Regions from separate parts of the Mus musculus genome. Here region 1 is linked to region 2. The links are chromatin loops, found by intact Hi-C in ENCODE. Cell type or tissue: left cerebral cortex. All regions are shown on one strand. Each heading gives the region's core, and the rest is flanking DNA. Links, peaks and the distances in the headings are about the cores only. Region 1 overlaps Tmprss7 (transmembrane serine protease 7). Region 2 overlaps Plcxd2 (phosphatidylinositol-specific phospholipase C, X domain containing 2).

Region 1 (16,301 bases), core at 4,212-12,211, 280 kb before region 2:
TTACACTCAATGATGCTACACACTAATAAGTGAACAATAGTGGCATTTTCCACTTCTATATCTTATTAAAATATGAGAAAAAAGCTAGCCTTAAGACCAAGATTTAAGACGGTGAGCAATGCCTTAAAAAACAACAGAAGAAGATGTATATATTTCATATAAATTTACATCTTGGTTTCTTACAAATTGCATAGAAATAATCCAATCAAATTTATCATTTTATTAGTTCCCATTATGAAGTGTTGCTCTCTGTGATAAAATGATTCTTTGATCCTGCAACAAAACCTTTACCTTTACATCTAAAAAAATCTTTACATTACATGGCACGCCAAGGAGCCAGACACAGGAGGGAATATAAATAAAAACCAAAAGAAATTGGGGAAATTATTAGCATTCTGTGTAAGCTCCACCCCACCGTTACCTGGCAACAGCCAGGTAGGCCTGACTGGATGATGGCAATTAAGCTTTATTTAGGTACTGCTAAGGAGATGCTTGCCCCCTCCTCATTCTCTTGCTCTTCTCTTGCTCTCTTGCTCTTTCTCTGTTTCCCTTTCCTGCTCTCCCCCATTCCCCTCCCCCTTCTCTCTCCATGTGCTCATGACCAGCCTCTACTCCCCCCACCCCTTTCTCTGCCTGTATTACCCTCTTTACTCTCCTCCCCATGTCCTGAATAAACTGGATTCTATACTATGCTATAGTGTGGCTGGTCTCTCAGGGGGAATGGATGCCTTAACATGGACCCACTCGTCACCCCTTTCCCCCATACCTGAGTACAGCTCATAGAACATATCCCCCCTCTCTATCTTTTGACAAACACATTAGAAATACTATCAAGTCAGCTGAGAGTAGTAGGCAACTTGACACCAGAGGATGTAGACTATGGGAAATTTCACATTATAGATACTATATTTCAAGAAGGTTTATGTCCCCTAATATTAAATGATGATATTCTTAGAATTTTTTAAAAGTGGCTTAAGCTTAAAAATTAAATTTTCCTAAAATAGAGCAATTTTCCCTTAAGATACTGGGAAGATCTGGGTTACCTGGAATGTCCAGGTGCACTTGCATTTCGGAGGATAGTAACTTGGGTAATACGGACTTGAGATTTTCCCCTCAAAGCTGTTGATTTCCTTGACCAGTATTGTGCTTTCACATTCTGAAAGAAGGAGGTATCCACACACAAGGATGGGTATGGTTAGATCATGGCTGCATGTATTTCTTTACATGTGTACATTTGCATAGTTTTCAATCTTTATCTCTTCAGAGAAATTGCACCCAAAGGATACTTAGTTAATGTTAGGTCCAAAGGAAACTCTAGTTCTCAAGACTCCAAAAGACAGTCCAGATATCGAGAAAGCAGTCTGGCCTTTAGGACGATTTCTGGAGGTTAGATAAAAGCCAGCATTCCTCGGGAACTTGTGATGCCAGGTCCCCTCTATCAAAATAAGTTATTTCCTTTACCCCTGGCAGAATGGACCAATGGCTATCTGTGGTTCCTACTAGCATACCAAAGTGGGTGCTGGCCTCCAGGCTTCCTCAGTATCACAGGTACCTGTTATACTTCTCAAAATCCATGCTACCCAACCAACCCTCTCATCTCCTCCTCCTTCCAACTCACTGGCTTCCCTTCCCCTAGCTACTCATTCTCCTCATAACTCTGTCTATCTATCTATCTATCTATCTATCTATCTATCTATCTATCTATCTATCTATCTATCTATCTTCCTCCCTCTCTGCTTCTTTCTTCCTCTCCCTCTCTTTGCCTCTCCCACCTCTCCCTCTCCCTTTCTCTATCTCTCGGCTGGGCTCCTGTTTTTCTCATGGCAAGGTCCAGTCTATTGGCCATGTTCCATTTACGACTTACACTTTCTGCTCCGTGTTTTTTTCCTCTCTCTCTCTCTCTCTCTCTCTCTCTCTCTCTCTCTCTCTCTCTCTCTCTCTCTCTGTCATGCACGCGCGCGCGTGCGCGCGCACACACACACACACACACACACACACACACACACACCATAAAAACCTTCCATTTAACCATACCACAGGGCAGTCAGGTCATCAGTTTATACAGTAAACTTGTTTTCTAATGTTCATTTTAGCTATGATCCTGTTGGATGTGATTACTTTCTTTAAAGCATGGTTCTGGATTCAGAGAGACCCCAGGAGCAGGTAAGCAGTGGTACCTGCTGAGAGGCCAGAGCTTCAGCCACAGACCCCTTCTTCCAACCTCTTGATCACATTAGTTCCAATCTTCTTTTTGCTCTTCCAAATGCACTTTCAATTCTCCTTTGCTCAAAAGAGTTACCTAATGAACATCTTTATCCTAGCAGTTCTTTACTGGATTCATGTGCTGCTTCTGACTGCCACAAGTACTATTACAGCGCAGTCCCAGGACAGAAAGATCACAGCATCTCAATAAGGATTACAAGTAAGCTGTTTAAATTGGAGGAGACTTACTTTGTTCTGGAATGACTTCAAAATATGCTCGGATCCCTGCCAGCCTTCGCACATAAGGAGACTTCAGTATCACCAACATGAGATTATTTGTAGAAACGAAGGACATTAGTGTTCTTGTGGGTTCACAGATTCTGAAACCAGATAACAATACATGGATAACCGATTATTTCATGAATGGGTCTCCATACTACAACATCCCACAGATTTCTAGAGCCAGCCCTCAGTTCTTCTGTGTCAGTCTCTGCTAGTCAGACCTTCATCAGTGAGTAACTATAGGAATCTACATATGGAATAGAACTTACAGAGATGTAGATGCATTTGTCTAGTAATGCTACCAAAGAATTTTCTCAAATGTCCATCCTTGGACTCCCTTTGAGATATAATAATGATGTATAATAGCTTAGCTCGATGGATCAGAGCTCAGAAGATCAAAATGAGATAACAGTTCCAAGTGTCTGGAAGGATGAGAAGAAGCTAACCATTACTGAGGGGGGCGGGGGTGGAACGTGAGTGAACTTACTCTTCATTGCATATTATAAGTCATGTTTGGACTATTAGCATGTATGTTACTCACCAAAATATAAATATGCATATATATAAAGCACTGTGATATGTATAAATATTAAAAATAAGGTAATTCACATATCCTTTTAACACAGTACCTAAATAAAGCTTAATTGCCATCATTAGTCTATTGGACAATAAGCACCCATAAATAGAAATTTACTATTAAATTTTAAAATTAAGATACGGATGAGTATTTGCGTATTTAATAAATATATGGATAAATAGAGTTTTGTAAAAATTATAACAGAAATTTGCTGGAGAATAAACTTGTAAAGTAATTGCGATTAATTTTTCTAACCTTGTTTTGCTCTATAATGAGCACATGCTATCTTTGTAATTAAAGAAATTTTTAATTGTTTAATGTGACTTAATCTTCATTGGACATTTATTCTCATGCTTTACTAGTTTAATGGCTGTTACTTAATTTATAGTGAAAGTCAAATTACACAAAACATATGATATATATTGTATATGTTGTCCAAAGTCTTAACTATGTGGACTTAGAGAGCCTTGTTACTACAAGTGTACAACAAACGTAAAACCTTACAGATACTTAAAAGGTATTAAAGTATCAGGGGTATCAGGATCAGTCATTGTCACTGTAAATGTACTTAGTTATTGTAGGCGAAGAAATTGTATGTAGAGAGTATGGAAACCCTTTTCACCAGCAACTAGAGAGCCTTCAGCTTGCCTGTATAGAATGGCACTCCGGATTGGCAAGAGGGAGTCATAAACAGTCAGGGAGTCGGTGATACAGTTGTCGGCTTCCAATTGGATGGATTCAATGGAGAGACGAATCAGATAACCCACGATGGCCACCAACTTGAAGTGACACATTAGTTGTCCCGAGGTTGCGGAAATCTCCAGAGGGTAGCGGAGGGTCAGATGGTCTGCATACAAGTACCGGGAGCAGCCGTTGTCTGTGGACAGAACCTTCCTTAGTCTCTCCTCCTCTTTCTCTCCCTTTCCTCCTTGCCCTCCTCTCCACCAACCCTTCTTCTCAAGGCATGCATGACCTTTCTAGAAACCTCTATAGAAGAGTAGTGAGCAAAAGCCGTCATACGGAGGTCACTTGTTTTCCTTGCCAGTCTAAACTCTATGCTTCTCTCGTTTGGTGACAGAACCTATTACTTTGAGAAACTGCCTCTACTTAGCCCATAGTTTAGTTGAGGCTTACCTCTGATTTGATAATCGGACACATGGCCAGACTGGCTAAACACTCAAAGAAGTTGGCTTAGGATTGGGTACATTACCCAGTCTGCATATCGGGATTCGGTTCAGAAGGTCTACAAAAACTTGCATAAAGTCTGATTGCAGGAGTTTTCCACTATGACTGAGGAACTGATCAAGCCGAACCTTTGATTTGCTACCACAATGAAAGCTGAGCTTGAGAGCAAAGCCTCAGAATAAAAAAGGCAGAGATATGGGGTCCCTTAAGCATTTCCTTTTAGAACTTGATTTCAAATGTAGCCCATATCTGTCTCTAGTATTTAATACATAAGCCAATCAAGTTTCTTTTGTGCTAAAGCCAATTACATTGCTGTCGCTCACAACTAAAAGAAAAATAACAGATCACATCATTAGAAAAGTGAAGTATAGCACACACAATACACATGCATATGTATGTATATATTGCATATACATATATATGCATATGCACATATCTATACACATATACATACACATACATATATGCATATATATGCACTAATAGGGGGGGTAAGGAAGAAAGTCATGAGTTTACCAGATCCTACAGCTGAAGAGTAATCTGACCGGAGCCCAGCTGCAGTGAAAGAGTATAGAAAAAAGACTGTTAGTTCCAAAAGTTCATTGTTTTACAAAAATTGTTCTCATTTCTTCTTTAAGATCATCAGATACATCTGATATGGGTTGTACTTCACATATCAGATATGTGATGAGTCCAGGGATGAGTAGAGTTATTTAGGGGTTCAGAGCTAAAATAGGGCAGCCAGGAGATGAGAGCCATTGCATCTATGAGAAATCAGCATACTATTTTATTTGCTTCCTTGAATTCATAGTTACAAATTTTAAACAATTCAAGGGTGAGAAAGCAACTATATAAATATTAGTAATTAGTCCTATGACTGAAATAGCAAATATAGTGTGAAATTTTCTATTTGAGATTTTTTTTTCATTTGTTCAAACCAAATACCATCACCTACTGTATATCTAGTATATGTGTGAAATCTAGTATATCTCTGTGTGCATAATTGGTACTTATACATGTAAAATTTATATCAACAGAGATAGCTGCAGAATAATTTGAGTAATACAATGTTGCACTGGCAAGACAAATGGTGACAGCATATTTCCATGGGGCTACGGTACAGGCTGTTTGGGAGCACTGGTGTAGGCAAGGCATTAGAGAATAGGGCTGGGGAGGCAGATTTCAAATGGTGGACTTTGTGCAATAGTAGGAAACCTCTGACCAGCTTCTAACTCACCACAAAGTTATAAATAAATAAATAAATAAATAACTGCAAATACAGTGCATTCACATATTTTTCTCCTTAGTTCAATGAGGCAAAAAAGATAATAATGTTTGGTTATCTATTTTCTCCCTGTCCAAATACACATCTTAATTCTTAGGCCATATGTGTGTCCTGCTACAAGCTACTGCAACGTGATCTTCCAGAAACAACACTAGACCTTTCAGGGCAAAAGGCAGGCACCTGGCCCATCACTTGCACCTGGAGAGGTGTATAACACACTTTTATGGCAGTATATTCCACACTAAACACAAATGTGTAAAAACTTTAAAAAATGGGATTTTATTCTCACATGTGTGGGCTCGTTTTCACACACAAAAGTCTGTGTCACCTTGACCCCACCTTAACCTCCAAAGGCTCAATATACAAAGACCCAGGAGCCACCAAAGTGGCTCAGCAGATGAAGGCTCTTGATGGCAATCCTGGTGACCTGACCTTAACCCTTACAGAATAGGAGAGAATCAGTTCCCACAAGTTGACTTACACACATGTGCCATAGTATGTACACACACACACAAATAAAAATATAATTGTAATAAAACCCTCATGACTGCCACTTCGCCTCCCCCACCCTTGTGTGCTCACCTCGTCTTTTCATGCTATGCAGTCCCTCCCCATCATTGAACACTCACGTGACCTTTCTCTTATTCTCCTCCTTTGCTTTGCCTAGGAAAGCCTTTTAATACCTGTCACTTTGTCCAGAGACCAAACTCAACGTTCTGTCCCCAACAATAAGAGGACAGCAAGGAAAATAAGCTAAACCTCAGTAAAATTCTTCTACTCTAGCATTTTCTTCCTTAGGGACATACTCTGAACGTGCCTCAGCTTAATAACTGAATGAAAGGGCACGTTTTACTAAATATAATTTTGCATCTATTTGTGCACAATTCTACTTTTCAGTCATACTGGGTATAGCATTAAAGAAGCCCCTTCAGCAGCAATAGCTCCAAAGTCCAGCTAATCCTCTACTCCTGGGATCGTGAGAGTCTCTACTACGATGTTAACAGTGATAATGTGAGTATCAGACGTGATGTTGAAGAATGCTTAAAGGAGAATTACCCAACAATCACCATTTAATACCACAGAGTCCATATCCACAGCCAGACCCTGCAAGCTCCCCACAGAAGTGCGGTTTATGATACTGGTTTGAATGGAGTCCTTCAAGATGGCCGCCACACACTCCTCACAGAAGATGTGGCCCTTGGCATGTGGCATAACAAACACAATCCAAAAGTGGACCAGGAGACCGCCTTTGTTGTTACTGCTATAGTAAAAAGAGAGAAAGAAATGTTCAAGGCTACATTATAGAATGCAGACATGCCCAGGACCATAGAAACTGACAGATTCAAGGTCACTGAGCACACGTTTCAAATGAACCTAATGCCCTTCCGTAGGTTGTCTTTCAACCTGCTGTAAGGATTTGAAAGAGAAAACCCATGCTATGTGTGATCTAATCATTGTGTGGGATTCAAATCTGGAAACATTACTGCACAGCTGCATCTCCACAGAGATTCCCCTAAGGGTATCCAACCAGAAGTTACTACCCAATTCAGTGTCTCCACCCAGTGTTAAATCTGCTTCATGCAATTGACCTATTAACATTCCACTTCTGCAGATGAGAAAATTGTGGACAAGTATAGTACAAATATCACACAGCCAATATGAAGTGGATCTAAAAACAGAGTCCAATTTTCTTTTCAATATGACAGTGCTCTGCAGTAAATAACTTTGGGAATGCAAGTTAAGGAAAACAAGTAGTTTGATTCCCTCGAAGGTGTCTCAATACCTTTACTATACTCCTGGAGATTATGAGTCTCTGCAGCTATACTGGGGGTGGAGACATGTGGCTGTAGTAGACAGAGCACAATTTTTCCTAAATAAATATTATTTTACCATGAGATTCTTTTTTCTTCTCAGACAATACCTAGTGGCCAGTTTTTCACTGAACGTGTTTTGGAAAGTAGTGGCCTGTGCCTTATTCCTGTATCTATCATCCACCCACCATGGTGTCCATGTTTGTGAACATTTTCCCTAGCATGGCTGGAATTGGGATTACATCTAGGTGGAGAAAGGCAGACGTGGTAAATTTAAAACAAACTTGGTGTGACAGCCCAGCTGAGAGTTGGGTCATTAGTTTTGCTAAAGGGGGTATTCACCACCAACAAATTATCTCTGAGTTGGGGATTTTATTGCAAGAATGGTAAGAATTCCTGAAGCAGGGGCATACATTACCTGACGTCTGCAACCACAGACTGCTTATAAAATTTGGAGAAAGCAGATGTTGTATAAACAAGGTTTACCTGAAAATAAAGAGATTAACTTAATTCTTTCAAGCTTGTTTTTCTTAGGGCCACACTCCAACAGCTAGTAGAGGGGAAAGCAGGCTTCAAACAGAAGGCTTCTAACTCCAAACCCAGACAGTATCTCTTGGTTTTAATTCAGTCCTTACTTCTGAAGCAGTTCTTAGAATTGTCAGTTATTCTTACCCATTTTTTCTGTTTAAAGTCTGTCATCGAGTTTAACTTCTGGGTTCTTTCAATTCCTTTTATTAGTTTTCTCCGTGGTTTTAAAAAAAAAAATCAAACTCATTTTATCTATAGCTTCAGATCTGCTTATTCTCGAGGATAAGTTCCAATATTAGCCACAAGGCGGCGCGTGGTGCCCACAGTCGGGCCAACTGTCCCCAGACCAGCTGACCCAAAACTCAAAGGAAACCTTTTTCAGTCAACTTAACCTTCTTTGTCTTCAACTTACCCTCTTTGTCTTCACTTAGCTTTCCTAAAGCTAAACTCATTCTCTTCTCAAAATACCCACCCAGATGCCCAAATCCTAAAAGTTCTATAATATTGTGGAAAATAATATAACGATTATAAAGTTTAAAGTAACCACACACCACACACACATACATTGCCTAAACCTGTTGGGCCTCCATTGGTTTGGTTTATATTCTCCCTGCCTGCATCATATCCATAATTTGAGGCATAATCGCTGCAGGTATATGCGAGGTGAAGGATTTCCAGCTGTAGCTCTTGGCAGTCAGTAAGAAGTGACCTGACCATGGCTGTCACTTTCAAACCCCTCCTCATTTCTTGCTGCAGTGAGGTCATTGGCAACCCTCTGCATTGCTGCAGAGGTCCAAGTTAGCAGAAGCTTTCCCAGTGTCCCTCTGTGCCAGGAGCCCTGAATAGACTTTTCTCCTAGATGCTTTTAGAGACTCATCTGTGGGAGTGAGCAGAGTTGTGCATAATTCATGACAGCGTTGATTCTGTATTATGTATAATGTAAAAAAATAACTAGAGAACAGCTTAAATGTCCAATAAAAAGGGATTTGTTAACTTTGGGACTATTAACACTTGCTTTTAAAAGAACATTGGCTTGCATAGGAAGTCTAAAAGTCAATGCTAAGAGAAAAACATCACTCTATAACAACAACTGAGAATACTCCAATATCACAGGGCCCTCATGCCGTTGTAGGGCACAATAAGAGCTTTGTCTCTGGAAATAACATTGAAAACTGATGATTTACTTTTAATACTCTTCCAAAATTTAGTAATTTTACAGTATTCATTATTTGAATAAAAAGCACATTTCTTTTAAACATAAAGAGATGGCCAGGGTGATGCTGAAATAAATATGTAGAAATTAATGGGTATGTTTGAACTTCAGAACTGGAAGCTGTTTTAAAGATCACATGATATCCTTTATTTCACACAGGAGAAAAATAGAAGTTGAAAGAGCTATCTGAATGTGGTTGTGTCTTACAGTGAAGATGGACAGAACAGAGAGAAAAAAAAGGCGCGTGTATCTTAAAGCACAGATGAACTAAAATTTATGTTTCCTTCCAGCAGCTTTCTTTCTGCATCCTGTCTTCTATTTCCTAAACCCAGTGAGCCAGGGCATTGAAGAAACCCATCCCTTCCAACCCCCGCTCCTGTGGTCCCCACCCTCTTGCCCCTGCACCCATGTCCTTACCACTTGCTGTACTGTCTTTGCCATGGAGAGAAATTCCCTAGACTCCTTCTGCCGGTACTCAGGAAGGAACTCAATGTTGGTGATGCGGAACATTCCAACAAAATAAAAAGCATCTTTGCTCTCTGTCTTACCTGAAAAACAAGAGAGAAGGCGGGGAGGTTGGACAGCTAAGCGATGTCTGATGCACGTTGGCAGGAGTCTCCTAAAACGATTTCAGCTTAGGCAAAACAAGTACTTTAGCGCATATCAGAATCTGTAAAACTCAAGAACAGACCTAGTGGCATTTTTTTCCTTCAGCAGCCAATCATCCTAGCTCTTATCTACCCAGCTTATCTGCTACTGGCAAATACTTCAAGGCAAGATTCAAAGGTAAAAGCTACATTTCTTGGAGTTTATTCTGGTGTCTCTAGCGGGTTAATAACACACACAGCTCTCATGGGTTCCATGTCTGCAAGCTGTAAAGTGGTAAGGGGCATGCACCCTCAGGCTGGGCTACAGTCAGCATGGTGGGGGAAGAGAGGAGAAACCTCCTGACTGTTTGGAGCTTCCACTGAGCTACTGGCTGACTTGTGGACCTAATAGGCAGCAATAAGTCCACGCTTCTTACTCTACCCAACATATGGAGCCCTGATCCTTACCAATATGGCCTTCAGCTCAGCGTGGGGTCACTCCTACTCAGATCTGCTCTGGGAACTGTAAGACTAGGTTTCTTGGCATGAACTTTGCTGACAGATGGACAGAGGCAAGGCTGGCTGCATCTACATGGGCTCAGGGTCCAGGAGAAAAAAGAGGGTGGCTGGGGGAATTGGAGTCTAGCCCTCTTGCTCTACCTCCTCCCTCACAGTGCTGGGTGTTGAACAGGTGGTAGGCAAGCACTATAGCAATGGATCACAGTCTCCTCTTCGTTTCTAATTTCTCTCTCCTGTCTCTGCAGCATCTTATGGACATGGTTTTATTTTATTGATATATATTTATTGATTCCTGCATTCACTGCCATGCAGGGAACCATGGCCCTGCAGGTAGGAGTTAAGCACTCTCCACTGGGCTATGCTCCTCCCATCCATTGGTCTTTTAAGACTAGTCTCTCAAGGATAACACAGGCTGTCCATGAAATTCCAATCTTCCCACCTTCATCTCCTAAGTGCTAGAATTGTAGTCCTGTGCTTCCATGACAGGCTTCTCACAGGCTTTGTAACTCCCTTCCCTGTGGCTGTCACCCCTGGGCAGCAGTCTTAAGCGCTCTGAGGGAATGCAAGGCAAATCACTGTTTTATCTCAACCTCCAAAATAGTTAAGTCCCTGATTTACCTTTGACCTCAAGACATTTGGTGGAGAAGAAAAAGAGAGAGGGGTAGCAGAAATAGAGAAAGAAAATCTTCTGGTCAACATAAGGCCTCCCATCCGGTGAAGCTAAACAGAAGATGGTTGGCTTTAAAGATGGAATCCACAGGAGTGGCAGGTCAGCCCTCTTATGGGGTCTGTCGGGGTCACTTAGGCCAAAGCAAAGAAGTAAGGCTATGGAAGGATGAGGAAAAGGGGTAAAGGCAGAGAGCCTGGGGTTTGGGAAAGTAGGGGGTTGTCTTCTCTGTGTTATTCTTTGACCATTGCGTTTGGTAGATTGTCTTACCTCACTCTTAGAGTGCCCCCACTAAATCTCACACTTAAAATTAGTAATTGCTTTTGGTTTTGTTTTTCCAGAGAGACACTTCTTAAGTATATATTTTACTTATCATCACCATCACCATCATCATTATCACCATCATCATCATCATCACATCACCATCATCATTATCATTATATTTCCCACATCTTTTTCTGATCAGTATGTATTCAAGGGGCAGAACAACAGCAATGTGGGGTGATGATGGATTTAACATTGAAGTCAGTTATATTTACTTAATACTTTTAGCTTAGCACAGTGCACAAATCCCCGTTGGTCTCCCTGATTAACCATCTGCCTCACTACTTATGGTCACACTCTATGACCTAACTGTATATGTCAAAACTAACCTGTTTTCTATTAAACAATTCTTGCTTATCAAACAAGTTCTCTTGGGTTCTCTATTGTTGTTTCCATTAAATGACCACCTCTGGCTTTTATGCAAATAAGCTACTTCTGTATAATGTTTTCCCAAAGCTTTAATTACAGGGTATTGCAAACATGTCAGCTGGGGTGCCAGGAAACTATGGGATATAAGTGCTCTGTGCTCATATAAAGTATGTTGTCTTCATTGTCTTAACTAACCCCACCAGCCTCTTTAGACTCAGAAACGGTATCTAGTTTACCTGTCCCATGCCTATTACAGAAGTCAACATTGGCACTCCCACAAGGCATCCAGTGAACTTTCAGGAGCACATTCTGGGGGCATTGTAATTCCATCTCTGGGTCCATGGTGTGCTCCTTTCCAAACACTACAAAATAACCCCCATCCTTCTTAGATAACCGACTTGTGGGCTTTTCAAAAGTAGAAAATGTATCAGTAACTTTTTAAAGAGTGCCTTGGTGCTTAGATTTATCCAAACAAATTATTGAGAATCGGCCCCCAATGGAGGAGCTAGAGAAAGTACCCAAGGAGCTAAAGGGAACTGCAACCCTATATGTGGAACAACAATATGAACTAACCAGTACCCCAGAGCTCTTGTCTCTAGCTGCATATGTATCAAAAGATGGCCTAGTCGGCCATCACTGGAAAGAGAGGCCCTTTGGACTTGCAAACTTTATATGACCCAGTACAGGGGAACGGCAGGGCCAAAAAGGGGGAATGGGTGGGTATGGGATTAGGGGGGGGTGGGTATGGGGGGCATTTGGGATAGCATTGGAAATGTAAACGAGGAAAATACCTAATTAAAAAAAATTATTGAGAATCAACTTGTAAGGATAGGTGAGTGACTTAAACCACTCAAGAACATTCATGGATTCTTTGCCTAGAAACCTCTTGCCTTACAATCACATTTTAATATCCTTGAGAGCAGATCGAGGCAAGCTGCTTCTCTATGCATGGCATTTCTGACACCAAATGTGTGGATTTTGTCTCCTCACCAAGCAACTCTCCAATTCTTTGCAGACAGCAATGAGTATCCAATGACTTCATGTAACTATGCAGAGTTAATGCCTCACTCCCATAATGACACCCTGTCCTCAGATAAACTACAGATAGTATACCTCTAAGCAGTCCTCGCTGCTTCTACAGATCAGGAGTTCCCATAATACCCTCAGTTGTGATAATTTGTTATACTAGTTTATTTCATTATTATTACTCATTACTGATGGATTATGATAAAGGATATTATAAAGAGCACAGGTGAACCATTAGGTGAATTGGTTCATCAGGGTAAAGCCTGGGTGTGCCTAAACTTAACTTCTGTTCCTGTGGGGCTAGAACATGGCTCCTTTCAGCAAATACACCAACTCAGAAGTGTTCTGAACCCTGATTTGTAGGTGTTTTTACAGATGTCCTATTACGAAGGCATGATTGATTAAGTCATTAACCACTAATGATTGAACTTAATTTCCAGCCTCTCTCTTCTTTCCCATATGGTCTAGAACAGGAAGATACAGCCTGGAGGGGTTCCTCTGCCTTTCTAGGCACTGCCATCTACCAATTGTCTTATAAATATTAGAAAACCAAGACAAAACAAAACAAAACAAAACAAAGCAACATTCTTAGAAGCTCTGTATTAGCAACAAAGAACTAGACCTTGACAAAATATTATAACAAAAGATGTTTCCACCTACAATTATTTAGGATGTTATAAGAATGTCAGAAGCCCCATATTAAAAGCCGGGCTGCTGAGACCACATGTATGTATTCACTTATGTGCTCTTAAGTGCATCTTGTATTAAATGTATTTTGAACATGGGAATGTCAATGCAGGTCAACCAAGTTATCAGGCTGAATTAGTAAGTGTTTTGAAAGAAAAAAAAAGAGTTTAGTTGCCATGTGTGCCCAAAGGATCAATCAGATTGACAAAAACACAGTCACAGGGGCAAAAGCATAACTGGAAGACAAAGATGTTTATACGAAAGGGGACTCAGGGAGGTGGAAATTTCTGGTTGCCTAGTAACAGGCTGTGGGCGGAAGGCGGAAATGAAGCAGCTTAGTGTTCCATTCATTTCTTAAAAGCTCCAAATGCATGGCATTTATGGCCGAGTCAACCCCTCCTGGGCATCCTCTTCAGCTCCTCCCTTCCCATCTCTTCTCCCTCCTCCTCTTCCCACCCATGGGAAGAAAGCAATGGTGATAAAGAAGAAATGGTGGACAATTCTGATGGCTTTCCCCTTAAAGTCTCAACTCCATCTTTCCGAACAGTGTGTCTGTCTGGGAAAGAAGGAAAAATCTACCAGAAGAAGCCAGAGACTAGTTATGCCTACTGATTTAGGCAGGACTTGCTACACACACACACACACACACACACACACACACACAGGAACTTAAACGTTAACTTACTGATGTAGAGCCATAGAAGTGTCCAGGCTGTGACTGCCAGAATGAATAAAAACACTGTGAAGAGAATAATCTTATTTTGAACATTCCAAAAGGGAGCTCTCTTCTTAGGCTGCTTGCGGGGCCTGGGTTTGCCAATGGGTTTTCGAGGTGGTCTTCTCCCTGGTAGCTTCCCTGGGACACTGACCACCTGGATGGAGATGTTGGATATCTTGTCCAAAAAAAAAAAAAAAAAAAAAAAAAAGACAAATCCTTGATTAGAGATGATCCCAAGCATAAGTGAAGTGACTCATGCAGGAGACACCAGTGCTAAACGGCCTAACAGTCAAGCTATCTGTGTGAGTGTAAGTGGCTTTTAGTTAGGTACAGTATGCAGCTCAGAAAACCTGAATCTTAGGGCTGGCAGGCAAAATAGCTCAGCGAGTAAAGATGCTCACTACCAAACCTGATAACCTGAGTTCAATTTCCTAAACCAGTGGTTCTCAACCTTCCCAATGCGGCAACCCTTTCATACATTTCCTCATGTTGTGGGGAAGATCTGTATTAAACCTTGAAATTGTTTTCATTGCTACTTTCTAACTGTAATTTTACTGCTGTTGTGATCATAATGTAAATAAATATTTGTGTGTTCTGATGGTCTTAGGCTATCCCTGTGAATGGGTCATTGGACGCCAATTGGGTAGAGACTCGCAGGTGGAGAACCACTGCCAGGGGAAAAGGAATGAACAATTCCTGAGAGTTAATCTCTGATCACACACACACACACACACACACACACACACGCACGCACGCACGTGCACGCACGCGCGTACTCTTTTTTTTCCAATTTTTTAAATTAGGTATTTTCTTCATTTACATTTCAAATGCTATCCTAAAAGTCCCCCATACCCCCCCCCCACTCCCCTACCCACTCACTCCCAATTCTTGGCCCTGGCGTTCCCCAGTACTGAGGCATATAAAGTTTGCAAGACCAAGGGGTATCTCTTCCCAATGATGGCTGACTAGGCCATCTTCTGCTACATATGCAGATAGAGACACGAGCTCCTGGGGTACTGGTTAGTTCATATTGTTGTACCACCTATGCGCACTCTTATAATGTAAAAAGAAAAGAAAACTAGATGGTGTGCCAAGCACAGAGCACACCTCCTAGCACTCCAGCCCCATTGAACGACACTATGGAGCAGAGGCCTGACAGCATGGAGCCAAGCAGACAAAGACATCTGAGGGTTGAAAAGTAAGAAAAGGATTATGATGCGCAGATGTCTGGGTTGACATCGTCATCTTTGTATATATGTCCTTTGGTGCGTTGACTTGTTCTTAATTTGAATGTCAGAAAGAATTGGGTTTGGGAACATTTGTTTCATGAGACAAGATCTTCCTATGTAGCTCAAGCTGCCCTTGAACTCACAATTCTCCTGTCTCAGTGTCCTAGGTGTTGGGATTACAAGAACATACTGCCATACCCAGATGTTGATGGCCTTTAAAGGCTTGTATTATTCTGATTTTCTCTTGATTTCTTGTTTTTATGTCTGGTGGCAAGATTAAAAATAAGCATACATGTGAGCTTCTCACATGAATATGCTGATTTCCTCATTGTAACTTCCTAGCAGGGCTAGGGAGACAAACTAAAGAGGTGTGATTATTTTCGCTGGCCTGGAGGGTTGGATGCCGACACTGTCTTTTTGTCATTGACAGCCGCTAAACTGGTTGGTGACTCAGTTTCTCAATCATAAATAAAAGAATCTTTCTAAACAAAAGCGAGAAATGAAGTAGATGACTCACTAGCTGGTAAAATTGCTGGTTTATGGGCATTGGATTGCTTGAAAAGGGGGAAATGCATTATTTAGCTGTTTCCTCTCCTCCTCTCTTATTTTCTCCTCTACCTTCTGTCATTTGATTCTGTGAATTCTTTAATAATGCATGTGAGAGTTTAGCTTCTTAGACAAAGAGATTTATACATGTCAGGGTAACTAAACTCCAGTGATGAAATAACTTTTAAACACACATCCTTTTAACAGCAGCATTACAGGAAAAAAAAAACAAAGACAAAACAAAACAAAACAAACAAAACTAAACAAAAGAAACCAAACCAAACCAAACCAAACCAAACCAAATTAACAAATAAAAAAACCCAACAACAATGGTGAAGAAGTAAATTGTCTGGCCATCTCTGTTACCCTTGCCTCATCCTCTCACCCTCTTCCTCCTTCTTCCCGTCCAACTGCCACATTTTCCAGTCTTTAATCCTGCCAACTAATGGGATAATATGGGGCCAAGTACACTTTGCATTATTCATGATGCCCTCGTTCTCTTTGCCAAGCATCCTTGTCAACCCTTGGAATGAAAAGCTGTCTCTA
Region 2 (16,301 bases), core at 2,997-10,996:
TAGAACCTTCTGGAATTGAGGAGAAGTTTATACTGACACCACTTGCTATTCAATCAGTCCACTCTCCCTGTGTCCTAAGGTGACACTACTGAGAAATGAAACTGTGGAATCACCTACAAGGAAGCAGCTGTGGTAGAGGGTTAAGATTCGCTAGACAGGTAATGAAATTGACAAGGACATCTATGCTCTTCTATGCTGCACCAAATGAGATTCCTGTCAGCTTGGATGTTTGATACTCTCAATGTCTACTGTTTCCTCTAGAGAAAACCTGCCTCCCAGGGGCCCATGTACATTTTGGCAGATTTCATTGAGCCCCACACATTATGTCCACCCTGAAACGTACAACACATCGTTGAACTCCATCGGCCTGCACCACATTCTTGCATGACTCTAACCATATTCTCTGCACATGTGCACAAAAGGGAGAATCATGCTAAGGGTGCATCCCTAGAGCACAAGGCATTCAGGCTGAGCTCTAGGACCTCGTAATTTATGAATCAGCCACCTGAGATTTGTGTCATTATTAAAGATGGAAGAACCAATGACAGCTTAGCCCAGGACCAGTTGCTCAGTTAAGGGAGATCTCGTGACCGTGGCTCATTCATTAGTCAGTTCTGTTTCCCAGAACATAACAAACAATCAAGGACATCATAAAAATGATGTCAGCATGCAGTCCTTTTGCTTCTCAGAGGAAACAGCAGTTTCCTTTCAGCCTGGATTTCTTCTGGGTCTCCACCTTACACTTTGTGCTTATGTGTATTATGTCTCTTTGGAGATGCCTCCTAACCTCTGACCACTGACCACAACCCTAACCCCTGACCCTTGACCCTAACCCTAACAACTGGAAAAAATGCAAATATCCAGACACATCAGAAAGCTTCATTTCATCTCAGAATGCTTCATTTCATTGCCTTCCTAAATAGAAGCATGAATTTCCAGACATGAACATGAGACTATAAAAAAATATCCAGGATTCTTAAGGTCTGTCATTATCTCTCCTCAGGTCATGTGCTTTTCTTTGCATGCATATAAAATATTGGATTTGAACTCTAAACTCTAGATTAACAGTTCTAAAAAATTCAGGGTCTGGACCCAGCACTAGAGAAAACAATCACTATCAAATCTTATGCAGCAAATATAAGTATTTTTTTTGCATGACTTCTAAGATCTGCCATGATCTCAGACCAAATCCTTAAACACTCACCAATCTCTTCCATCACATCCATCCTGACTTCTCCATTCAATCCGAAGAAAATTGTCTCCATCCATAACATACTTGGAACTTCTGATAAACTCAGTATTCAAGCCCTGAGACACCATTCTAAGCCACAGAGACCTAGGGGCATCTAGGTCTGGGCCATTAAGAAAATATGGCTGTGTTGGAATGGTGTAGAGTTCAGGAAGAACCCAGTTAAATTTCCAAACAGGAATGAACCCCAACTAAGTTAATCAAGCAGCATTTTAGCTGCTCTTGAAGTTGATTCTGAATAACTATGAGAACCTTTTTTTAAAATCTGAATGACTCCCCCGATATTAGAGAACATGTGATATATTTGGGTCAGAGCTCTCACTTGAAAACTATGGCAGAATGAGCTCTGGGGCCCATGTTCTACTTTTTCTCTGTCCAATTCACTTAAGTTTCTGCCTGGTCTTCAAGGCACAGCTTCAATGCATGCAGCTTTTCCAACATTGGAAGCCTGTTCTTGGGGCAGAGTTGAGTAATCCCTGGGAGGAACTGTGAATAATCCTCTCCCTACCTCTCAGATGTTCAGAATAACAGCGAGGCTGGGACCCTAACGCAGCATGGATGAGCCGGTGATATACATTCATGTACTCACTGTGGGAGAAGGGGCCCATACACGTGGCCTTGGAAGTGCTCTGTGCTTCTGTGTTAGACTTGATGGTGCAGGATGCAAACACTGAGGTGTACTTAAATGTCAGAAGTGAAATACAACTGTGTATTTAAGAGCAAAGGGAGAAAACGAAGTAAACAGTTCACAGAACAGTCTGCAGCCTTAAAGTGAAACTGGTATCCATTTGGTGCTGACACACCAGGCTCCATAGCACCAAGCACCCGGACAAAGCTGAGGCGCAAATAAAACAGAGCAGAATGCCTCTCCTGTTGCCTCCTTATCTCTTTGCCAAGTAACAAAGGGTTAACAGAAGGGAGTGATCTAGTCCCTTGTAACTAACTGATAGTTAAAACCAAAACCAAAAAAGAATGCAACAATAAAAAAACAAAAATAAAAACCTGAGGGTAGGCTAAGGTTTTGGGAGCCTCTCTGTAGAGCATCACAACGGAAGGGAAATGAAGATGGTGAGGGTATGCACTCCTACACAATGAGGAAGCCCTGTGCAGAAAGGCTCTGCCAAGTTTGACAAGAACATTCCAGAAGCCACCTCTGGGCAGGATTCAAACTCAAGAACAGGAGAAGCCAAATCAGGTTTTCTCAGAGGCCTTTGTGCTGTGGCCTCCGTGAACTATGGAAGTAAAAAGTCAAGGCCTAAATTACATTAGGGAAAGAAAGGTCAGATGGTCAGCCATTCGGGGCATGCATGTTTTCAATAGCTCACCCAAGATATCCCCACCGGCAGGCAGCATGCACAACTGACAAGGCAATCAAAGGGAGAGACGTGAGAAGTACTAGAAGGTCCAGCAATCTCTGTAAATATGCATGCCCACCCAGCCCTGCCTGTTTATATTCCTCCTTAGGAATGTGGAATCTGACACTCCTTAGGGATTCTCAAATAGGGCTGAAGGTTAGCAAAGCACACTCACGTGTATGCTCAGCCATTATTCCTAGTTCTACTCTTCCCAATGCTCTATACGCCTGTGTAGTATAGTTTCTCATGACCCTTTCACTTCTGTCCCTGTGCATGCCTTTGGCAGTAGCTTCCTATATCTGGATCACATCCACACCTATACATTGTCCCCAGCAGGACTGGGGTTGCGGTAGGGCACCTACAGCAAAGTTACGAGGTCACTCACAGCCCCTGAGATGCGCCATGCAGTGCATGAGTGGATGACCACAGCAGCATCCTGGGTAGGAAAAGTCCAGCAAACATCTGTGAGTGTTCTTCAGGCAGGGAACACTGCAGATCCTTACTCTATGAATAAATAAATTAATAAATACTCAAACAAAGCAAATGAAACAAAAGAGGGCTCTTATCAATAAAAAGCACCTCTTATCAATTAAAAAAAAAAGTTCCCCTTGTGTCTCCAAGCCCTCATGCAAAGGCAGTTGGCTGAACAACTCACAGGAAGTAGACTAAATGGAAAAACAAGCAGAAATGTCCAGCATTGCTTTTTTTTTCCCTCACTGGATGACATACGAGTCATGCTAAATGTCCCCGAGGTAGTCTTGTTTGCAAGGAGTTACAGACTGGCTCCAAACCCACTTGGACCATCGTCCTTCAATTCCATTGCACGTTCCCACGCATCCTGTGTCAGCCTCCTCCATGGTGTCATAGACAAGCATTGTGTCGTGCAGCAGACCAGGTCCCAGACAGATAATCAATAAGACAGGATTCTGCTCTCAGGCTTGAAGACCTCACTCCAGAGGACTTGGCCAAAATGATCCAGGTACTTGCCTGATAGTCGTTTGGGGAGAAGGATACAGAACGAAATCAAAGAACTCTGGCATGCAACCAACATGCATGTTTAGTCTGTATTGGGCCCTCACAGAAAAGACTTTCCAACTACTGTCCCTATCATTTTAAAGATAGGGCCCAAAATACATTAAAATAAGAAAATACTTTTTCTGATGCCAAGGGTAGGGTGCACTGCTTATATGAAGAATAAAGGTGCCCACTTCTAGCCCAAGATATGCAGAGCCAGCCTGTGGCTGAGCACTGTGATAATAAACATATCTTGCTCTCGTAGAAAGTGGTGATACTGTACAGTTCATGAGAGACCTGGTTCTTGGCTCCATAGGAGCCCCTTAGAGCTCTGGGTTGATGGCAGAGAGCTCTCAGGATGGTCCACGCTCACATGTGCCATTCTTCTGACCAGGAATGCCTTTCTGACTTAGTCTTCACACAGGCTCAAATGACCACAGAAGACAAGAGGAAGCTGGGCCAGTTAGGATGTTGCATAGCCCACAGAACCTGAAAAGGATGCTTCCATCTTCCATTTGCCACCACAAGCCACTGGGGAGATCCTGATGTTAACCATAGGAAACATGCATTCTTCTCTTAGACTTAAGTTTGTAAAAGTGTCTTTGGGGGAAAATGCATGGAAACCCCTTAGATTTTTTTTTAAGTCCAAGTAGCTATGTGAGGAAAGAGAGGGCCTTCTTTTCCTTCCTCACTTCCCCGTGACTGCCTACAAGTGAGTCATCTTTCCTAGAACCCTCTAGAATCCTACCTTATATCAACAACCTCAACCTCAAATTAAACAAAGCATGAATTCAACACTTAGTCAGAGCTCGATCCTCTAGGAGGTCGTTCAACTCAATCACAGTCGTGGCAAAGTCTATCAGGTCCACGAAGTCAGATGTGATGATGTTGACACCCATGGCGCCAGGCTTTTGAGTCTTCACCCAATCAAGGATGGCAGGGAGATTCCTACATGGAGAAAGGGTTAGGTGAAAAGAGGATAAACAGATAGTTAGGGTTAAAGTGACAAGAGCAGCAAAGGGCATGAGCCGCTTCTGTCACGACACAATGTGTGTCAGAAACACATAAGCCTTATATCTCCATGCATACTGATCAGGCTTCCACCAGAACTAACCTCTCCAAGGTTTCTGTTATGCAAATGACTATCTGCTTCTAGCATCAAATGGACAGCCACATTAACAGGAAGGACCTCGTAACACAGAGTCCATCAGTCCTCTATTGTTAGGTTCTTAGGGTTCCTCATAAAAAAATTCAAACAGATGGCAAATTGAATGAGGTTTTACAGTAAATGGACCCGCCCCTATCTCTTGCTATTTTACTATTTTGCTTGCCACGTATCTATCAGCACATCACCGTCGTTCTGTATGAATACAACACAACCTATCCATTTTCCTATTGATAGGCACACAGACTGTTTTTAATTCGCAGTCATTATGAATAAACTATTATGGGCATTCTTTTATGAGTCTTTTTTATGGGCATCATCTTTTATTTTACTTGGATAAAAATCAAGGGTTTATTTATATTTAGTTTTATAAGAAACTGCCAGAGCTTTCCTCGAGGGGGCCACCCCACTTTACAGTTGCAACAACAGAACAGGAAAGCTCCGGACCGTTAAAGTTCTCCCTAAAAATTGGTCCCATTACTGTTGTGAAATCTAGTCATTCTAAAATAAGTGTGGCCACTCATGCATGTCTGTGATCCTAGCCTATGGAAGATTGAAGCAGAAGGATTGCTGGGAATACAGACTGGATTTGTGTGCCCTTTTCTTGCAAGTATCCATGTATTCATCACTTTAACAATTCTTCCACCTACTTTTTAATCATTTTTTATTATTTTCCAGTTTTGTATTTGTTCTCTGAGAGTTTCACACAATATGGCTTGATATTATTCCTTCTTTCTTCTTTTAAATGTTAAGTTTTAGAAACATTTTTACATCTGGGATACTAGCCTTTTGTCAGATATATTTGGCAGACATTTCTTTTACCTTGTATTTTTCTCAACAAAATATTTTGATAAGCCTGGATTTCTTAATTTTGATGGAGTGCAATTTGTTATCTTTTTTCTTTAAAAAGATTTATTTATGTGGCTATGTCCTTATGGGGGCATGTACATGTGTATGTATGCATGTGTGTGTGTGTGTGTGTGACCTCATGGTGGTATGTGCATGTGTGTGCAGAGGTGTTCACAGAATCTAGAAGAGGGAGTTGGATCCCCTGGAGCTGAAGTTATAGGCTGAGAGCTGAACTTGTGTCTTCGGCTTAGCCACCTCTCCAGTGAGTGCTCGTAACTCCCGCCATCCCTCCAATCCCCCATCATTTTTTTTTTTTAAATTTCTGTGATTTGCTTAAGAAACACATTCACTTCCAATTCACAAAGATTTCCTTCCTTCCACAGTTCCTTCTGAAAGCTTCAGCGGATTCACCTTTATCTTACTTTTTAAAAACTACCAGTTAATTTTTTTTACAAAAGGCCAGGGTTCACTTTCCACAGAGATAGTTATCCTCGTACTGCTCATGGCTCTTTAGTAGATTAATATTTAATCAGCTGTCTCTTGAATACAGTTGCTGGGGTTATTTGATAAACAGAAGACTTCCGGTGTGTCAGAGGCTCAGAGCTCATGATGTAAATAACACTTTCATTCCAGTGTGACCTACGTGTGAGGAGCCACAGAGGAAGAGAAGAACCATCAAGGCTACTGGCTATCTTGTAACAGTAAACACAGCTCACGAAATACCCAGCAAAGGAAGGTAGAAACTGGCCTACAGTTGATTATTGCACGTCTAGGAATCCCTTGGGTTGGATTTGCTCTAGCTAACATCCATGGTCCGTCCCTCTCTTCTGTTACTCTCTGGCTCTCCCCGCACCCCATTTCTATCCTCCACTGAAGCTTGATGTACCCTCATTTCGTAGTCTTCTAGAAAAAGTGATGTTAAGACCTCAGCTCTTCTCTCAGTCAGCAGAGACTTCACTGCCATGAGTTGAAATAGTCTTATTGATCAAATCACTTTTTTAGAAAAAAATTGTATTAGCTGGTTGTGGTACAAAAGTCCTTCTACTTTTAGTTGGGACGCTTGATGATCTTAACTGACTACAATTCCTTGTCTGTCAGCTACTCTTCCCTGTGAAACAGGATCAATCAGAAAGATAGTATATGGAAAGTGTTCAGAGCAATGGCTGCTTAGAGCAGTGTCGTGTATTTGGCAAAGGAAAGGTATCATAAAGGAAAGAGTAAAGAGGTCGAAAGAGAAACATTTGGGGGAGTAGGGATAGGAAACCTCTTATATATCCACACAACGAAGTTGTGAAGTTGGGAAGCGGGGTTGAAGAACACAGAACTCTCAGACAAAGGCCAAAATTTCCCATCCGTCCCACGTGAAAGACACAGTAGTAGTGAGCTTGTAACATTTAGGATTCAAAGGATCCCTGGCCAGAACCTATGTTTGGAGATCCTGCGCCACCTGCTGGTCATTCTGGGGGAATGATACTTGCCAGGTAGAGGCAGCCCCGACCCTTTGCAGACTATAAATCCATACTTTCCAGATTAAGTGGTGAAGAAAAGCTCATCTCAGAGACCTCAAGGACATGTGCAGGGACACCCGATTGTCCAGAGGACTGTGTTAGCTCACTTACTCTGTCATAACAGCATATACACTGTTGACTTCAAAGAACTGGAGTTATTTTCCCCTGTTCTAGAGGCTACAAGTCAAGGTTGAGATGCTATTGGGCTGGGTTTTTTCTGAAGCCCTTATTCTCTATTGCAGGAGATTTCCTCCTCCTCATGCCCTCCCCTCAGCAACCTATGTGTCATTTTCTCTGTATGCACACACATATTCCTGTAGTCTCTTGCCTTTTGCGTGCTTTTGGAGATCTTATTACATTTTCAAAGATGACCTTGACTGTCCCCTCCTCTGCATGGATGCTGGGATTGCAGGCTTACACTGTCTTGCTTCTCTTCTATTGTCTCTGGGTTTAAGTTTCCTTTGGACTTCAATGTGAGTAGATTAGAACCCACCGTAATAGCCTTTTAACTTAATTCTCTCTTTAAAATGCAATGTCTCTAAATGTACTCACCTTAACTTGAGGGAGGGGCTCAGTACATAGCTCTGGGTGGCCTTGAACTCGCAAAGATCTGTCTGCCTCTGCCACTGGAGTGCTAGGTCTAAAGGTATGCACCACTAAACCTGGTTGAATTATTATTTTAATATTATTATTTTAAAACTGGTTAATTTGAAGAGAGGGGACATAATTCAATGACATTAGTAGGGACCCTACAGGTTTCAACTCCAGGCCTCCTGACTGCATTCTGACTCACTGCGAGCCTTTTGGATCAGGTGTTTTCCAGTCTGAGGAAAGCTACAACAGAAATCCAGGCTGAATTGTCTATATATGTTTGTGGCTTTCTTCCAGGGTGATGAACCAACGTGAACAAGAGACTCTCATGTTCCAAGTGGATCTGAAAGTTGGGAATTAGCTTCCTACCAAGGAAACTACCTGGTCCCCAGTAGGAAGACACACTGGATCTTCCCTGGCTTTGAGCTGTTGATCAGTGCTCGGAATCAGCTATGTAGCATCCCTGTTCAGTTAGCCAGTACAGACAGCCTTCAGGGCGCTGGTGCTCAGGGGGAGAGCCCACGATTATTCAGTTGTGAAATGACAGTCATGTGATTTGCTGGCACTTGGGAACAGACTCCTAACCACAGCCACGTTCCTGCTCCACTGATGTGTAGGCACAGGAATGTAGGATCACACTCCTAATATTCCCATGACCAGAAACAGTGAGGATGCCAAGAGAGCTACTCATTTGAGGGACACATTCTCACTACCAGCTGGGAGACATTGCCTTTGCGCTCATCTTCTTGACCATTAAACAGAGAGGCATCATTCATTGGCAGCAAGACTAAGAAAGCAGGACATGAGACTAGTGAGAGTGTGGATTACCAGCTGTAACTAGTGTGAACTGACTAGATCCAGGGACTACTAACTCAATCACGGGGGCCTAGAAACACTAGGAAATTAAGCTTAGACATTCTTTCTGCTCACAGCAGTGCCCAGCACTACACAGACGGAAGCCCGGCAGACCTGACAGGCTCTTGGCTCTCACAGGGGCTGTAATCTTAGTTGTAATCTGTGATGCTGGATCATTTAGCTTCCCTGAATACTGTCGTATATTAGGACCCACAAGGGGCCTTACATGGCATGCCCCTTCTCCACGTCAAAACACTGGCCCGGATTTAAGAATCAAATAAAAGCATTTGCAAAAGGGTGCCTTTTATTCAGAATAAAGGACCTATCCTTCGTGTGAAATAGCCTCTTTGGCGGCCCACACAGACTTGCAGTGGACTGGTCTTCACTCAGGTATAGAAATGTTCATGTTAGATTTTGCTAAAAGACTATGGGGCAAAGGCTACAGGAGTCCTCTGTGTCTCTCCATCTGCCTCTTCCCAGGTACTCTTTCTGTTTTTCTGAACATACAGAAAACTTCACTTTTACTGAATGAGTAAGTAACATTAAGCTACAAAGAATGAAGAAAATGGAATAGGAACTTGAACATATATTTTTAAAAAAACGCATAATTCTAGGTCCTTTTAAGAGATATCACACTGAATTAAGGTTGATTGTTTGATTTGATTTGATTTCATTTGGTTCGCTTGTTAGCTCACACTTAGAATCCCAACACTCTTGAAGACTGAGTCAGGAGGACTGCAAGCAGTCAGTTTGAGGCCAGCCTGGGCTACAGACAGGGTTTCACTCTACCATACCCTTGTTCCCAAAGAGTGTTAGCATCTAGCCTAGTCATAGCTTCTCCTGGCTTTGAACTCACAATCCCTTGCCTCAGCCTTCCAACTGCTGGGGATTGCAGGTGTGCAGCACCATGGCCAGCTGAACACAGTTAATTTCGTTAAGACTTTGAAGGGCTGCGTGGAAATGAGCCCATCTTCAGTCCATGGTTGACATTATCAGGAGTTCTCAGCACAAAGCAAGAACACTGTTCTTGCTTGCCTTTAAAACACCTGACTAAGCACATGGCTATTATATGAAACCATGTTTCTCAAACTCAGAACCAAATGAGTGTGACTAGGCATGTGACTGGGCATGTAACTGACTAGACATGTGACAGACTGGTCATGTGACTGGGCATGTGACTGTCGTGTGACTGGGCATGTGACTGTCATGTGACTGGGCATGTGACTGACTGGGCATGTGGATGACTGACTGGGCATGTAACTGACTGGTCATGTGACTGTCATGTAAATGGTCATGTGACTGACGGACTGGGCATATGACTGGGCATGTAACTGGACATGTGATGTGACTAAACACACCTTTCATTATTCAAATTCTAGTCACTACCTAGAACTCAAGAACTAAACAGATACTTGTAAATATCTTTTTTAAAAAACCTAAATACATGTCTCTTCAACTTGTTTTACAAAGGATAGCCTACTGAAAAGTGAATTTATAATATCCCTCTACATACATATTTGTCATATACATATATACACATATACATTATACACATACATGTACAAATATGTATACACATACACACTTATACACATAAACAATCTACATATATACCCAAATGTTCATATACATGTAATATGCTTTCTTGCCATCCTCTATCCATCATTCACTGGTGCCCAGGACGAAGAATATCATCTCATACAAAATAACTGGATCATCCTCGTTTATACGTATATCAGACCTAATCCTAGCCCAAGTATTTGAGGCTGTGGCATGGTACTCAAGACTCAATCATGGTCATGAAAGAAGAAAGAACAAACTCCTGGAGGACCATCCCACCGTCCCTAGCATGAAGCATGACAAACTTTATTTAGTGCTTTTTAACAGTGATTATCCCAGTCAGCTGTGTGGGCAGTAAGAGGATCACCATGGGTGTGTGTCAACAACAACAAAAAAAGCCACTGGGTGACATTGGCTCAGAGTACTTGTCATAGTATCAAAATATAGTGAATATTTATGGAATAGTGCAAACATTTTAATAAAGTATCAAAGGATTCTTAGAGTGCTATTCCTATACTACCCCTAGAATCCACAGCTTTACAAAATGGTGTGTTTTATGTTTTTGTAATTCTCAAAGTTTTACTGTTGTTTATTCAGAATAAAATCAATTTAAATGTTTGTGTGTGTGTGTGTGTGTGTGTGTGTGTGAGATGTGTGTGCAGATATAGTTGTGTGTAGGTACATGTGTATGTACTTGTGTGGGAGGCCAGAAGACAACCATGGCTCTCATTCTTTAGATATAATCCATTTGGTTTTAGAGAGTCTCTTGCTGGCCTGGAACTTGCCAATTAAGTTAGGTTTGTCAGACAGTTAGCCTCAGGCACCCAGCTGTCTCTACTTCTCTACTTGTTGGTTTCTGGGATCACGTGGGCTCACTGTGCTCTGAATTGTTTTTGCAAGGGTTCTAGAAATCAGATCTTCATGCTTGTAAGAGAAGTTTACTAATGGAGCTATCTCCACAGCCTAAGGGGGGGGGAGAGGGAGAGAGAGGGGGTGAGAGGAAGAGGAGGAGGAGGAAGAAGAAGAAGAGGAGGAGGAGGAGAAAAAGAAGAGGAGGAGGGAGAGGAGGGAGGAGGAGAGGGAGAGGGGGAGAGGGAGAGGGAGTTTGTATGTGTGAAACTTCTTCTGGGGGATAGCACTAAGTATGTAAGCCTGTAAGTCCAGTATCAGGGAAGCAAAGACAGGAAGATTGTGAGTTCAAGGCCAGTCGAAACTGTACAAAAATGTCAACTAATCAACCAATCAACTCAACCACCCAACCAATCAACCAAACCAAACCAAACAATCAACCAGCTACCACCACCAATGAAACAATAAGACAAACCCTACCCGTGGGGTAGGAGCCACCTCTTACCTGTGAACTAGTGTGTTCTTGAGGCCCCCCACCAGGCCTCGAGCAATAGTCTTCACTCTTGGCGTGAGGATGGCCTGGGAGACATGGAAGGCCCCACGTGGAGCTCGCTCACTCAGGGTGGTCTCCAAGAAGAGGATCAGTTTCTGCACACTCGTGGTGTTTGCCCAGGGTGCCGGAATCTTCTTCCCTGGCCACAGGAATGGGTATTGCTTGTAGAAGGGACAGTGGTAGAAAATGAGAACCTAAAATGTTCAGAGCAGAAAAAGGACAGAAGCATTTAAAAGCTGAGTAGTTGAACAGTGAGAGAGAGAGGTGGACAAACATGCTCAGAAGTAGCAGAATTGTTCACAAAAACTGGGAGGTGTGTGTGTGTGTGTGTGTGTGTGTGTGTGTCGGGGAGCCTTATCTCTGTGCAAGGTTTTACATGGCTAAACGACAGATTAGAACTTCATGACTGTGGAACGTAAGAAGGTTGGAGTCTACAGTCAAACTATCTTAGGCTAGCCTTGCTCCTTTCAATAGCCATTCATTGTTCACACCTGTGCCTGACCTGACATCCTTTTAACTATCAGGTTAAAGCCTTTGTCATGTATTCAGAGCAGATCACCAGCTTCCAAGAACAGAAATGTCCATAGGCTGCATCCTAAACCTGTAATGACTTCTCTTGCTATACCCTGCCTACTTGTGGTCTCTACTAATGTTAAGAAATGTCTTGTCTTAGGGCTTTCTTTAGTTTCTTGGCTAATCAAATACATAAGTTGTTCCAGGCAACCTGAGTCTCTGTTCCCATCCCATTCCTATTTGGCTCAATAACAAACTATTTCTTATTCTCTTTGAGGTGAGAACTGTGTTTTGCCTAGATAATGTTTTTTTTTATCACATGTATTTATTTATTTATTTATTTATTTATTTAGTACAATGGCAGAGAGATGCAGTGGTACACAAACTGTTGCAGAACATGCGTAGTAGTCAGAACACAGCTTTTGGGGAGTTAGTTCTCACCTTCAAGCAAATGGGACCTAGGTTATGGTAGTGTGCCTTACCCACTGAGCCACCTCCTTGGCCCTATATATTATTTTTAAAAAGTAAAGAAACAAAGAGTTACTGAGAACTTGCTGTCTCACTCAGAGGGTATTACCTTGTTGGTCATGCACATGATAAGGCCATTGACCAACTTCTCACAGATATTTCTTTAATAAATGCACAAAATGGACAAGATTATAAAGGAAACTGATAAGAAATAAAGGACTATGCCTATTTGGATAACGAACATATTTGTAAGAAATTAATGTAGAAGCCTTATGATAAATACATTAAATGATTTTGATAGGGTCTAATAAGCTCCATTAACTAGGAGTTAGTGAGAAGCATGAACATATTTTAAGGCAATCTGCAGAGAACGTGACCAGGCTACATCCTTGAGGAAACTTGACAGGCAGGGTCAACCCTGCAGAAACAAGATCCTACTGGCAGTGTATATGACTGGTGCTTATTCAAGGTGAGTTGAAGAGATGTAGTTTTTAATTGTGGTTATTTTTTTTTAACCAACCAGACACAGCCTCATTACATTCTGTCCTCACACAGTCCCTGGGAAGTCTCAGAGTATCAGGCTGAATCCAGTCTGGTTCAGAAATCATGTTTCCAGTGCTCATGACATTGACACTTGGAGTAGCCATAGCTCTCGGAGTTTAGATAAACAGTGAGAACTTATTTGAGAGTGAATAGATTTTTCAATTGTATGCACTGACTCTGATGAAAGAGTTACCCATCCCAGGAGAGGGGAGCAATGTGCCACCAGTACCAGGGAAGACCTGGTAAAGGCCACGAGCCTCCAGTGGGGCCAGTAATTCTGAAAATAATTAGCAAGCTATAGCCACAGCATTAATTAGTTTCTGGGAGGCAGCTGGGGGCCAGAGGATTGCTATTCTGGTTGCCCCAGTTCTGAGCTCTGTTGTGTGGTTTTCTAGGAGAGCTGTAGTTTTCCCCTTAGGGGCACGGGTGAACTCTTCCGAGAGGAATGCCTGGCTCACATTTACCATGTGGACTGTAATCTTCTGAGTAACCTTTCAGGCACTCAGGATGGGGGTGGGATTCTATATGTTCATTCCATTTCCAGTGTGTTCAGGTGATGATGAAGGCGCCAGACCTGGTGAATGCCCAGAGGCAGGGGCTGCCAATGGAGTAATGTCTACCCTCCTGGTTCTTAGGGGTTCTGAGTAATGCTGAGCTCTGATGGTGACGGTGGTAAACACAGGCGTTAATGAGGTTAATCACAGGCTCACTGTAAGCAGATTGCTGGGGAGACCCAAAGACTTCCTGCTGGCACTGAAACTGGTTAGGTTGGAAGGGTGAAGCCCGAAAGAGAGCTGCCCTGGGCAGCAAGGTTGGGGAGCTGGGGGTGGGGTGGGCAGGAAGCCCAGCAACCCTGTGACAGGCTTAGCAGGTGGTACCCAAGACACCTGCCTCCAGGCTGTGCGTCCACACACTAGAGGGCAGTACTCAACTTTATTCTGCCTCAGAAAATGTGTAATGAGTACATATCACACGAGAGGCGCTTTCTGTTCTTTCCCCCTTGGTCTTCTTGGAGAGTCTGATCTGAGGGTTATTGGGGAATCTCTGCTTATAAAACACAGGTGTAGAGACTCTCACCCAGCCTGTGTAGAGCATCTCCTTCCCCATCCCCTTGTGCCACTTTGCCCTGAAATATCTCCAGTCCAGTTCAGCAGTTCATGTTCAGTTTTCCTCTTGACACTAAGATGAAAAAAATCCCATTTCTTTTAAGAACAGTCCCTCAGGCGATCTCTTCATACTGTGATGGTTCCTTTACTGGGGTCTCTGGGGTGCCAGCTCATGGTGTGCTCCACTTCTCAATGGATTATAAAACTCCTTTCTTCATACCATGTAGGACACCAGGCTTGATCTTATCTTACGATTGCATACTAATCGTGTTGTTGATTATTACATTATGTTGATATATTATTTCTATTAATTCTTCTTCTTGTTGTTTGCAGGGGCGTGGACATAAGAATATAACTTTCAGGAGTTGGTTCTCAACTTCTACTATGGGTTCGAGGGGTTGAACCAAGATGACCTTAAACTTAAGAGACTTGCCTACTTCTTTCTCCTGAGTCCTGGGACTAAAGATGTGTATCTGTGGTTCCTGTTGTTCTAACTGGGCTGTCTTAGTTGACTTCAGTGGGCGAAAATTGACCTAGTCCTGTAATGACTTGAGATCTCAGTTTGTGTTGGTACCCAAAGGGGACCTCACCCTTCTCAGAGATGAAGGGCAGTGAGGGATGGGGGAGGGGCTGTGTGAGGGTGGGACTGGGAGGTGAGGAGGTGTGTGATATGTATGTATAGGGAATAAATAAATAAATAAATAAAAGGGGGGAGAGTTATGTGCCACCATGGCCTGGTGGGTTATAGATTTCCTACTTTCTCATTTAGATCTCAAATATTTCCAAACTGTAGGCTAAATCCTCCAATTTATTGTACCCTTTAAGCCTTGTCTCTAGGGTATGCATCTATAATCTGTGAGCTGTGATATAATTACATGGTGAGTAAATGAAATGTGACTGGTGGTAGAGTACTTCCTGATACTAAATTCCAGTAATAAAACACTGGGGGAGAGGGTACGAGGGGTTGGGGAGATTTCACGGCAACTCATCACATAATGAATATTCAAAGCCTGATCACAAGTGTGACACTGCCCCAGCATGGGGCAATGACTGGTGGCTCTCCTTGAGTGCTCCTGTTCCAGCTCTTAAAGTGACATTAAGTTGGGGATACTTTCTCTTTTCAATATATCATTCCAGTCTCTTTCCTCCATAACCATAGGACTATCTATAGTGGATAACGCTGCTGCTAAATTAGCCTGTGCATGTGGGTGTGTAAGCATGTGTGTGTATATGAGTGTGTGTGTTGTGTGTATGTGTACTTGTTAGTGAGGGTGTGTTCATATGTGCATGTAGGTGCAGGTGCGCCCCTGTGCACATGTGTGGAGGCTAGCTCGAGGTTGACCTTGGGTATCTTCCCTTCATAGCTTCCCACCTCCTTTTAAGTAGAGGTCAGAGAACAGCACCTGGGTTCAATTCTCTATTTCCTCCCAGTGGGTCCTGAGGCTCGAATTCATGTTGTTGTGGTTGTCACTTGGTTGGCAGCAAGTTCCTTAACTTTCTGGATCCTCTTCTGTTCCCAGAACCATTACTTTTTGAGATACAGTCTCTTGGTGAATCTAAAGTTCTATTTAGCCAGACTGGGTGGCCAATGACTTCCAGGGATCTGCCTGTTTTTTTTTTGTTTTTTTTGTGCAATCTGTCAACCATGCAGAATTTTACCTGTGTACCAAATTACACAATGTTACTGACCTCATATTTAACCTTACCTTACCCCCTCATTCAAATGCCGTCCCCTTTTCTCAATGGGAACAATGAGGCCTGTTGAAAATAAAGTATCCCCAACTAATGTCTCTTTAACAGCTGACACAGGAGCACTCAAGGAGAGCCATGAGTCAATGGCCCCATGCTGGAACAGTGTCACACTTATGATCAGTCTTTGAATATTCTTAGTGAAATGAAAGTGTTTTTATTTCAGAACACAGGAAGGCAGTTGTGACAGTCATCAAGGCCTATGGGAATACTAGAGAGAAACTAGCCAATGAGGGAACCCTGACGCACACTCTCACTCACAGGGCTTTCTTGGCAAGCTGCTGCAGTATCTCCATTCCTCAATTTTCCCATCTGCAAAGTGGGGGGAGGGGGCAATATCAAATGCCTATCTCCTAGTGTTGTTGAGAAGATCA

The links. Peaks named below come from ENCODE experiments on the same cell type or tissue, not always from the same donor. Only the 100,000 strongest peaks of a DNase experiment are listed, where the experiment ranks them.
Region 1: a loop joins it to region 2, with 8 times the contacts of the local background. A loop is called at or near these places in 16 of 42 quality-filtered maps.

What each region holds. Positions count from the first base shown.
Region 1 is chr16:45,676,811-45,693,111 of GRCm38, forward strand. Tmprss7 (transmembrane serine protease 7) reads right to left here. Exons shown (of 18, transcript NM_172455.3): 2 at 13,948-14,155; 3 at 9,501-9,631; 4 at 7,761-7,828; 5 at 6,599-6,792; 6 at 4,763-4,801; 7 at 3,710-3,938; 8 at 2,452-2,582; 9 at 1,044-1,156. Among named protein-coding and RNA genes, the nearest start is that of Tmprss7, 8.7 kb to the right of the region's middle. In left cerebral cortex, for the core only: a CTCF peak has its summit at 8,164; DNase peaks (open chromatin) are centred at 8,184, 8,701, 9,697 and 10,226; H3K27ac peaks cover 2,307 bases.
Region 2 is chr16:45,960,609-45,976,909 of GRCm38, forward strand. Plcxd2 (phosphatidylinositol-specific phospholipase C, X domain containing 2) reads right to left here. Exons shown (of 4, transcript NM_001134480.1): 3 at 11,501-11,742; 4 at 1-4,566. The coding sequence ends at 4,410. It overlaps Gm15638 (predicted gene 15638), which reads left to right. Exons shown (of 3, transcript NR_152226.1): 2 at 6,266-6,368; 3 at 8,029-10,762. Among named protein-coding and RNA genes, the nearest start is that of Gm15638, 23 kb to the left of the region's middle. In left cerebral cortex, for the core only: a CTCF peak has its summit at 7,095 (motif pointing left); DNase peaks (open chromatin) are centred at 7,067 and 9,825.